Regions from separate parts of the Homo sapiens genome. Here region 1 is linked to region 2. The links are chromatin loops, found by intact Hi-C in ENCODE. Cell type or tissue: heart right ventricle. All regions are shown on one strand. Each heading gives the region's core, and the rest is flanking DNA. Links, peaks and the distances in the headings are about the cores only.

Region 1 (5,379 bases), core at 237-5,236, 56 kb after region 2:
TCATTGAAAGGAGTTTGCACTGCTATGAATTCTATGATACATATGATATTGCCTGCCATTTCCAATGCCTCCTGTATTGTTTTTATTCAAAGGGTTTCTCACCATTATGAATTCTATCATGTACTTTGAGGCTTAAGTCAAAAGAACTTTCCACACTTATCACATTCAAAGTCTTTCTCAGTAGCCTAAGTACTTTGATGTTGAGAAAGTTGTTGATGTGCACTGAAGGCCTTCCCACACTAGTCATGTTCATAGGGTACCTCTCCACTATGAACTCTCTGATGTATTTTAAGGCTGCCACCTAGGCTTAGCATTCCTTGAGGTCACTGAATTTCCCTCCATCTTTAACTCTTTGATGGAGAGTAGGAGATGTATATTTTTATAAGTGAACATTTTTCGTAGCTGATTAGCTCCTATCTTGGTTCCAAATTTGGAAAATTTATAATTCGTATTAGAAAACCAAATGCTTTCTTGCTGTTTCATTTAAGAATTAAATTCCAAGGTAACCAATTAGCCCTACTTGGTGAGGCAACCAATAACTGTACAGTCTTCATGCTTCTTATAACCATCAAGTGCCCTTTTCCTTGCTCCAATAAGGCCATCACATCTGGTTCAGAAAAACAGTGTCTAGCATTGAGATCAAATTGCCAGTTCTCCATCATCACATCCTGGTACAACATTTCTGGAGCAGGTTCAAACAGCCTCGTCTGTGGCCACATCTCTGGCCATGTATGCCATGTTGTTTGATGAGAAAAAGCTGACTAGTCCCCTTTCAGTGTCTCCACTAAGAAAGCCCAAAACATACCTAGAGCTAAACATTGACTTTTATATGTAAAGCAACATTTTCCCCTCCTCCTTAGGGTCTTTGTTTTGTAGAACGACAGGCCTCACACACATTTCATAATGAGATGGAATGAAGGGGGGCGGTTACAGTCTGTCTGTGATATCACTGCGGGGTCCTGGGTCAGAACTCTGGGATGCTTCGACTCTGAGCCACATAGCTGCCTTCTCAGAGCTCCTGAGGGGGAGACCTGCTTACACCTCCCTTTCCCAGATCAAGGCAACTATACCTGCTTGCTGGAAGCCTCCATTCTAGGACTCACTACCTGGCTTCCTTCTTAGGGACACCTCTCTGCAGGCATCTCACGTAACAATGAAGTGAAAGGGTGGAGGGGCAGCAGGGCATGAGGGCCACAGAACCCAGTGACACATCCCACAGCACCACACGCCCACAAAGCCACACACCCCTCACCTGTCACCAAGCCTCACCCACAGCTTCCACATCCACACCCTGTCCAGGCACACACCCTGTCTCACACACAGACGTGCCACACACACAAAAGGAGGTTCCAGTAATGAGACACTCTGTCCACATTCCTGGCCTCTTTGCCTTAAGTGCATAGGCAAATTTGGCAATAAGACTTGTCGGAGGATAGAGAATTTGTTCTACTGGATAATAACATTTATTATAAATAATAATAGTAGCTAATATTTAGTGCTTATCATATGCCCAGCTGTATTAGTTTGTTTTCTGTTGCCTAGGATACATGAAAGTAGGTAGTTTATAAAGAAAGGAATTTATTTTTTACAGTTATGGAGGCTGAGAAGTCCAAGGTTGAAGAGCTGCATCTGGTGAGGCCCTTCTTGCTGGTGGGGACTCTGCAGAGTCCCCAGGTGGCGCACGGCATCATATGGCGAGAGGGCTGAGCGTGCTGGCTCAGGTCTCTCTTCCTCTTCTTATAAAGCTATGATTTCCCCTCCCATGATAACCCATTAATCCATGAATGGATTTGAATGGATTAATCCATTCCTGAGGGCTCTGCCTCTTAAAGACCCCACTTTTTAATACTGCCACATTGAGAATTAGGTTTCAACATGAGTTTTGGAGAGGACATTCAAACCATAGCACCATACCTGCTTTGTGTGTTTACATGTACTATTTAATTCTCTGGCCAAGGAAGGTGCTGCTCTCCTCACTTTGTGGATGAGGAAACTGAGGCAAAGTATGTTTATCTCACTTGTCCAAAGCCACACAGCTAATCTATGGCTTAAATAGGGCAGGCTCTCACTGCTTTGCAAACAGACCCAAGTCACATGCCTGCTGCACTGGTTGGGGTACAGCAGGAATGTTACAGTCTGGAGTGGTTGCTTGGGGGCCAGAGTCAGAATCATGGAAGGCATCAAGTTTTGGGGGGCACTGCCATCTTCACCAGTAGCTTCCAAGTTGGTCAGGATAATAGGTGTTGCCCTTGTACTACAGTAATGAGAGAAGGTTGTGGAAGGTGTGGGGAGCTCCAGAGGCCAGGTCTGGAAATGGGACACACCTTTTTGCTGTTCCTCTTTCATTTAAAAAAGAAAGAAAAGCTAGTATAATCTTGGAGTGAGAGAAGCAGTTTCTAAACAGAAAAATATGAGACATGTTTCAAATAAAAATATCTACAGATTAGAATTTATTTTTAAAAATTCAAATGTACCGAAAGCTTACCCAAAATTCTGAAAGGACCAGCTGAGAAAATGTATCAATGCATACTTACAGGGTTTACATGCGTCAGTGTGTAGTTACAGGGTTTAGATGCATGAAAGTGTACTTGCATGGTCTGGTTCCATCAAAGTGTACTTGCATGGTCTAGATCCATCAAAGTGTACTTGCAGGATTTAGATCCATCAAAGTGTACTTAGGGTTTAGATGCATCAGTGTGTACTTGCAGGGTCTAGATGCATCAGTATGTACTTGCAGGATTTACATGCATCAGTGCCATACTTGCAGGGTATAGATCATGTGTTCGTGTTATCTGTATGCCCGCGTTTAAGAGATAAGCACAGGTGGGCAGTGCCGCTCCCTTCTGAACTGACCCTACTTTAACTCCAGCCTCCCCATTCTGCCTCCACACCTTCCCCTACTCTTTCTCAATAAAACACTCAGGAGAATCATCTACCTTCACTGTGCCATTCCTCACCTTCTATTCATTCTTTTTGAAAAAGTAATAAATTTTAATTGTGAAACATTTCAAGCACTCAGACAATACAAAGCCCGCTGCTTTTGGAATGCCCTCCTTCTCTTTGGGTTTAACTTCCTTCTTCCTGAAGCAAATGCTTTAGGATGCTGGTTCTCAAAATTTTTGATGTCAGGTTCCCTTACATTCTTAAAAATTATCGTGGTGCCTAAAGAGCTTTTCTTTGTGGGGTATGTCTGTTAATATTTACTGCATGGGAAATTAATACTGAGAATTTATAAAATACCTATCAATTTTAAAATTACAATTATAAACCTGTTACATGTAAACATAGATAAGCTTTTATGAAAAATTTTTCAAAAACAAAAAATATCACGAAAAGGATGGCATTGTTTTATGTTTTAGTAAATTTCGACTGGCTTAATAGAAGACAGCTGGATTTTCATATCTGCTCCACAATCCATGTATTGGGGTGTGTTGTTTTAGTTGTAGTGTGAGAAGCAAGTCTAACCTCATACTGCTATGTAGTTGGAAAGGGGAGGAGTATTTCAGTTGACTTTTCAGGTAATTGTGGATATCTTTGACACTACATCTGAATTCAACAACAAGTAGTTTCTTAAAATTAGTTGCCACATGGAATCTGAAGCCACATTGGTAAACTTTTCATACTCCATTATATTACAGTTCTTTGCCCTGTCTTGCACTTATCTACATATGATCTGTAACATGATACACTGATCGCTTGGAAAATAGTGGTCCATTGAGTTAGGTGGCTCTTCTAAGCATTGTCACATTTCATTACACACTCTCAGAAAATCACATTCATTAATATCACCACTAGTCTCATCAGAAAAGTCTCTGAGTATTGGGAGCAGTCAGATTCACAGTAGTAGATACAAGAAGTTTCATGGGGAAGCTCAGATTTTATCATCGATAATAAAATACTATTGGGATTCTCTTTAAAGTGACAGGCTCACTACATTCATTTTCAAGAGGATGCTTGCCAGACACCAGTGTCTGAAAAATGATCGTTTTCAGTTATTCTTTCAAACCCTGCAAGTATGCTTTGATGAATAGAAGGTGAGGAAAATGATGTTCCATGGAAATACAGCTAGTTCAGGGTGCAACTCAGGCAGTCATACAGGTGCTCTGCCTCAGGACCTCCATCGCTCTTTGGCATACAGCAGAGATACTTAGAATATCAGGAACACTTACACACAAGGGTTGCTAGTTAATACAATTAATACTTTTCACTGCTTCATCAAAGATATTCTTAAACTGTTTTCGGTTTCTGTTTGGGTTTTGTTCTTTGGCTTTTGTAAGTTTGAGTGTTTGATGGTGAAGAATATGAAGACTACTGGCACAGTGGTTGCTATTGCCTTAATTTGTGCGGCTTCTTCCATTGCTTCGATACCATGAATGTCAACACAGCGAAAAGCAAATCTCTCCTTAGAATGATCATTGAATGATCATGAAAATAGTCTTGACCTTTTGGAACCTCTGCTTTGGGATTCCTGCATGACATTAAAAGGTAAGCCCCTAGACGGGGGAGAGATTGTCCCCTCCACACTCCTTCAGCAGCAAGTATTGGTGTTAAGCTCTGATTTTCCATTTCTTCTGGTTTCTAACAGCTGAGAAATTCTTTCCTTTGTTGCCAGTCTTCTTTAAGCATTCTTTTCCCTTGATCTCCAGAATGCCACTGCTTTTTGGTTTCTTCCCGGCTCAGTGGCTGTTCCCTTCCCTTCTCCTTGCTGGTTTATGGTATTTCCTTTTCTATCTGACCTTTAAATGCAGGACTTCACAAAGGCCCAGCCCTGAGTTGTGTTCTTTTAACTCAGCTCTTGTTGGGTGGTCTCAAGTTCCACGGCTTTAAATACCAGTTTTGTGCAGGTTCCCCAAGCTACACCTCCAGCTCAGAACTTTCTGCTGAACTCCAGTTCAGTTTACTAGTTGCCCAGTTGATGTCTCCATGGTTTCCACAGGGACCTCTGATCCTGCTGTCAGCCAAGCTCTTGCTCCAGGCCTCCTCTTTTTAGAAGTGGCATCTTTAATACTGAGATAATCAGAAAATTTGAAGTCATGTTTGACACCTTACTCTCTCTCTGTACCCCCAAGCCAATCAGTCATGAAGTCACGAGAAGTTATTCACCAAATTACTTTCTTTCCATCATCATTACTGATCTGCTGCTTCCTCTCCTGGGTCCCAGCGCCTCTGGCCAGTACTGCTGCCGCCACCCTTCACCAGGCCTGCAGGGTCACCCACATCATCTCCCGTGCCCCTGGGTGTGGCTGTCCCTGCTCACTACCCCTCAGGGCCTCCCACTGTGGTTCCTGTGAATCCTAGCATCTGCCTGTGGCTACAGGCTCCTGCCTAGTTTGGCTTGTCCTTGGCTTTCTGACCTCAGTTTGTGTCTCAGATCCAAGC
Region 2 (5,379 bases), core at 147-5,146:
GGTGTGGAAAAATCACTGTCAAAAGAAATAAGGATCACTGCCAGAACATGTTTTCAAGAAGACTGACTGTGTTAAGGCTTAATGGTTGGGGTTTTTTTTTTTTTTTTTTGGAGAAAAAATATTTTAAAAATTGTCTTGAGTTATAATGCTATGATCAGAAAAAAAAAATGTCTTGTCACTGGGAAGACTAAACCTTCTAAGAGAAATTCCCCCAGAAGTTGGGGAGGTAACTGTTCCCAGCGTCCAGGCCACCTTCCTAGGGAATTTTGCCCCTTGGACCTCAGGAAAGCAATCCAGTGGGATAGACTTCCCGACTCCTCACATATGCTGTGAGGACAGAGCACAAGGGCAGCCAGGCCTGGCTGTCCTCCTTCTCATTTCTATTGTGGGATGGGGACTAGGGTCTGCATAGCAGTGGTGTGAGCCTGGATGTGTGCAGGAAGGGAGCAGTGCTTCTAGGAGGCTTGTGCACAGCAGTTTCTCGTCCATTCCCTCAGCCCTTGGCTTCCTGGAACCGAGAGCATTAATTAGGATGCATGTCACACTGGCATTTGGGGTTTTTGGAGCAGGTAGCAAATATAAGCCCATCTTTTGGAATTCTGGGCCCAACAGTGGATTTGGGATTTTCTTCTGTTCTACTATGGCTTAAGTCATGAGAGACATGCTTTAAATAGGGAGGCAGCGATGTGATTTACAGGCACTTTCCCAGCCCTAAGTAGGTCAGGGTTTTGTCACAGTTTTGAGGAGATCACAGGTGAGTCACAGTAAATTTGGAGAGTCACGAATCTTGTCAGAATTCAGAGTGCGTTTGTGATATTGTTAAATAGCATACCTTAATTACTGGCCTGTGCAGTGTCCTCTCTGTCCCCCACCAGCCCCCATTCCCTGGAGTAGATAGTACAGTCTCCATTGAAACCAGCCATCAGAGGGATTCAGCTTCACTTCCGGCTGTGAAAATCTGATCTCTTGCTGGCTTAACTGGTGGGAAAAAACAAGTTCTGGGAGCAGGGCATGAGAGGCACTCCCTCTTGCTAGCCTCTCTTTCCCTTAGTCCTTGGCTGCACCACTTTTTATGGCAGTAGAATCTCATGCACAAAGGCCACGTCAGAAGTTTGCAGCTTAATAAATGCAGCCAAGTAACTGAGCACACCTCATAATCCACACCTAGATCAGGACACAGAACACACCCACACTGCAGGAGCCCCTCATACCCCCCTGGGGTCACCACTGCTCTCACTTCTAACACCATAGATTTGCCTGTTTTGTGCTTTATGTATGTGGGACCATGCAGGATGCATGTTTTCCATTTTGCTCCTTTCACTCAATATTATGTGTGTGAGATTCATACAGGGCCTTGTGTGTAGTTGTAGCTCATTAATTCTCAGTGCAGTGCAAATATACAGCATTCACTGTTGATGGGCATGCAGGTGGTCGCCAGTTTGGGCTATTATGAACAGTATGGCTTTGGACATTCTAGAGCATGGGTGGAGATGGGAAGAGAGACATTCTAAAGCATATTCTGCCAAACATCTGGATGCATTTCTGTTGGGTGGACCTAGGAGTGGAATTGCTGGGTGGCAGGTATGCAGGTCTTCAGCATAGGACATATTCCATCTCTCCAAAAATACTCTTTCCAGCAGGTAGAAGCTAGAATAAGGTTTCCAGGTAGAGTACATGAAGTTTTCTGATTGCCCTGGAGTATATTTTGGATTAATTTTGGGTCAAGCAGGAATACAGTGGCATTTTAGTAAGCAGTTACTCTTAGAAATCTGAGAGAGGAGTACTGGTCTTGACAGAGGCAGATTCTGTATTTAAATGAAGACGTTTTAGTTCAGTGTTTGTTCGTGCAACTCCATTAACTTTTTCTTGCTATGCTCAGCCAGTGTCATCCACCAGCGGAGCACATGCTGTCCCTGATACACTGACTCGGTGGGTAGTAAGGGAAGTGACTATGTAGAGGGGCAGAGGCAGCGTAGAGCCACCACATTGTCACTGACCACTTGTTGCATGTGTCCTCGAGGCTTCCTTGTGTCCTGCATCGTCAGGGCTGTGTTTCAGAGCGTGCCTTGGACGCTGAGGACATCCACCATTCAGCAGCCTCATTTCCGAGGCAGTTCATGGTTTGACCCAGGCTCTGTCTTCTGTCAGAATCACCTCTCACTCTCTCTGAGGCCAACAGTATCTTCTGGTCCTGGGTTGAAGTCCAAGTTGAGTGCCTTGCCAAGGGACTCTGTGACGAAGAAAAAGGGGCTGGAGCTTAGCCTGAGTCTTCTGACCACACACCCCAGGCAATTCTGCCACACCACAGCCCCCACCTCTGTGTACCAAGCAGATGTATTGGAGGTGGTGCTTTATTTTATAGTGATGATTAATAGGTCCACCTAGACCACAGGCTCTTCTGTTGCTTGGCAGAGGTTCAACTTTCTGTTCTCCACATTGCACAGGTGACGGCATTCCTCAGCAGCAGGGTGTTGTGGTCTGTCAGAAGCCCTCCCAGCGTGGTACTGTGACAAGCCTGTGACTTTGGGTATTCCTTTGCCATGGCACATAGTAGATTGTATCCTCAGTAGTAGATGGATAGTGATAGATAGTAGATTCTATTCCTTTTCCGTGGTAGATAGCAAATTCTATAAAGTTATTTTAGGAAACTCTCGTAATGGGATGTACTAGATTGAGTAATGTGAAATCTAAATCCTCAAGAGAAATATTTGGGCATTATTGTCCATTTTAATATTTCCTGTTCTTGTGTGGTATTTTCTGAAACCTGAGCATTTACCTTAAAAGCATGTTTTCCACCACTACCAGTGTCTATTAAAGGGGGAAAAAAAGACCGAAAAACAGTCCAGTTAACTTCATGCTATATGTAACATTAAAGGACGCTTGATAACCTCTAGAGTGTAATGTTACCTTTCATCATTCTAATAGAATAGACTACTATCATTTAGAGAGTGAGCTTTAAGCTTCAATTTTATTTTTTATTTTTATTTTTATTTTTTAATTTTTGAGACGAAGTCTTGCTGTATTGCCCAGGCTGGAGTGCAGTGGTGCGATCTCAGCTCAGTGCAACCTCCACCTCCCGGGTTCAAATGATTCTCGTGCCTCAGCCTCCTGAGTAGCTGAGATTACAGGCGTGCGCCACCATACCCAGCTAATTTATTTATTTATTTATTTATTTGTATTTTTAGTACAGATGGGGTTTCACCATGTTGCCCAGGCTGGTCTTGAACTCCTGACCTCAGGTGATCCACTCACCTTGGCCTCCCAAGGTGCTGAGATTACAGGTGTGAGCCACCATGCCTGGCCTAAGCTTCAATTTTATAATAGTCTATACAATTATTTCAGAAACTGCTGCCTGTGTCTTGAAATTTTAATGGGGATTGCTAGTCATTGTAGGTCATTTTTATTTTAAAAAGAGATTTTATTTTGTGTAGTTAGAGTCTGGTCAAGTTAAAGAGCTAGCAAGACAAAATAACATAAACAAAAAAAAGTTTTTTTAAAGTAAATAATACAACTTCCAAAATATCATTTATATTTTGTATCTATTAAGTGAGTGCCCACAGTATCTCCCAGGGAAGTTATTACAAGATGTTTAATGTTGTTTTAAGAATCCCAGCCTTGATATAAGAGTTTATATCCCAACTTAGTCCCAAGAGGCTTTGCACATGGTGACCGATGCCCTTATTTATACCTGACCATGGTGCAGTGACACCCTTCTTAGAGCTTGTCTGAATCCCCTCACACACACAAGTTAGTTTCTCAACCCACTTTTTGGTTCAATGGAGCCGGGATGTCCCTGGAATATGGAGCCATAGAAGTTTATAGAAGAGGAGAGCAGGGCTCTCACACGTGCTTCTGTGCAGGTGCTGAGTGGATGCCAGGACAGGCTGCAGCAAGGGGTGTGTCTTTGGCAGGATATGCCTGGCTCTACTGTTTTACCACCTCAAATTAGGTTACATTTCCTTTAGAGTTTAAAATAAGATTGTTGTGAGCCCTCATCCTGTTGGTCACAGCCAGTCCACTCTTTTATTTGGTCCAAGGGCCCTCAAGGTGCTTACCTGGCCCCATGGATACCATCCTGCTGACGAGCAAACAGAAGAAGAAATGGGAATGTGAGCATGTGTCCTGTTCCCCAAAGTAGTCACTGCCTTGTGGCTTTGTCACTGAATAGTGGTGACATCCAGTATTGAGGCCAGCGCCTGCCCACTGTGGGAAGCAATCCAGTTGCTGGAGCCTGGGGCCACTGCTGGCCAGGACGAGGGTGCCCCTTTCCCCAGCATGGTGTTTCGAACGGTGCTCCAAGCCAGAGGAACCTGGCCCTGAGGCCAGGGCTCACCTGGCCAGCCACTCTGCTGGTTCTCCCACCAGCTGTCCCTATGGAGTGCCATGGAGCAGGGGCTGGGAGAGCAGCACACCAGTGTCATGAACTCCCCACCCCAACCCAGCTATCTGTCTGGGTCCTCCAGTCCATCGGATCTGTTATGGTATTTGTGGATCTCAAAGGAAAAGGGCTCAGTCATGACCCAACATGCATTTGGCAAAGGTCTCTCTGACTGTTGAGTGGATTATAAAGGAGGTGGGGTTCAAGATCAGTTAGGAGTAGTGGAGGACCCTCAAAATGAGTTAGGACTAGTAGGGGGCCTTCAAAATGAGTTAGTAGTAGGGGGCCCTCAAAATCAGGAGTAGTGGGGGCCCCTCAAGATCACTTAGGAGTAATGGGGGTCCCTCAGGATCACTTAGGAGTAATGGGGGTCCCTCAAGATCACTTAGGAGTAGTGGGGGGGGGTCTTTGAGATCAGTTAGGAATAGTGTAGCATCTTCAAAATCAGTGAGCAGTGGTGGGTGTCCTCAAGATTATTAGTGGGGGTAGCCTGAGATCAGTTGGGAGTGGTGGTTCTGCAGGCTTCCTGGAGAGAGATGTGGCAGCTTAGACCAGTGGGTGCAGATGGGAAGAGAGGCCTGGCTTGGAGACCTGGTCTTTGTGGGTTTGGGTGGATTGAATGTGGAGAGGTAGAGGGTGATGTGGAGGATAGGGCCATGGTCTCTGGCTTGGTCCCTGGATGATGGCAGTGCTAGTGGTTGAGGTAGAGATGACTAACCTTTAGCCTCTGCTAAATAAATTTTTGTAGACCAAAAGTTGTTATTGTTTGTTTTTAAATGTTGCTGAAGTCCAATTTATTACTTTTAACGTACTTTTAAAAAAAGTGACTAGCGTCACATCTAAGACCTTTTCATGTAGTGCTAGGTACAAAACATATTCTCCTACAATTTCTTCTAAACTTTTGTAGTTTTGCATTTTATGTAAAGCTGTGATCCATTTTTGATTATTTTTTATAAGACATGATATTTAGATCAAAGTTCACTTTTTTGCTTATGGATGTG

What was found. A loop is a pair of places that touch in the nucleus more often than their neighbours do. Peaks named below come from ENCODE experiments on the same cell type or tissue, not always from the same donor. Only the 100,000 strongest peaks of a DNase experiment are listed, where the experiment ranks them.
Region 1: a loop joins it to region 2, with 2.6 times the contacts of the local background. A loop is called at or near these places in 5 of 110 quality-filtered maps.

The regions. Positions count from the first base shown.
Region 1 is chr15:31,782,411-31,787,789 of GRCh38, reverse strand. All of the region lies in intron 1 of OTUD7A (OTU deubiquitinase 7A), which reads left to right. Among named protein-coding and RNA genes, the nearest start is that of OTUD7A, 86 kb to the left of the region's middle. In heart right ventricle, for the core only: no CTCF peak of the experiment used is centred there; no DNase peak of the experiment used is centred there.
Region 2 is chr15:31,838,062-31,843,440 of GRCh38, reverse strand. The region is part of intron 1 of OTUD7A (OTU deubiquitinase 7A); the gene reads left to right. Among named protein-coding and RNA genes, the nearest start is that of OTUD7A, 30 kb to the left of the region's middle. In heart right ventricle, for the core only: no CTCF peak of the experiment used is centred there; a DNase peak (open chromatin) is centred at 2,140; H3K27ac peaks cover 1,259 bases.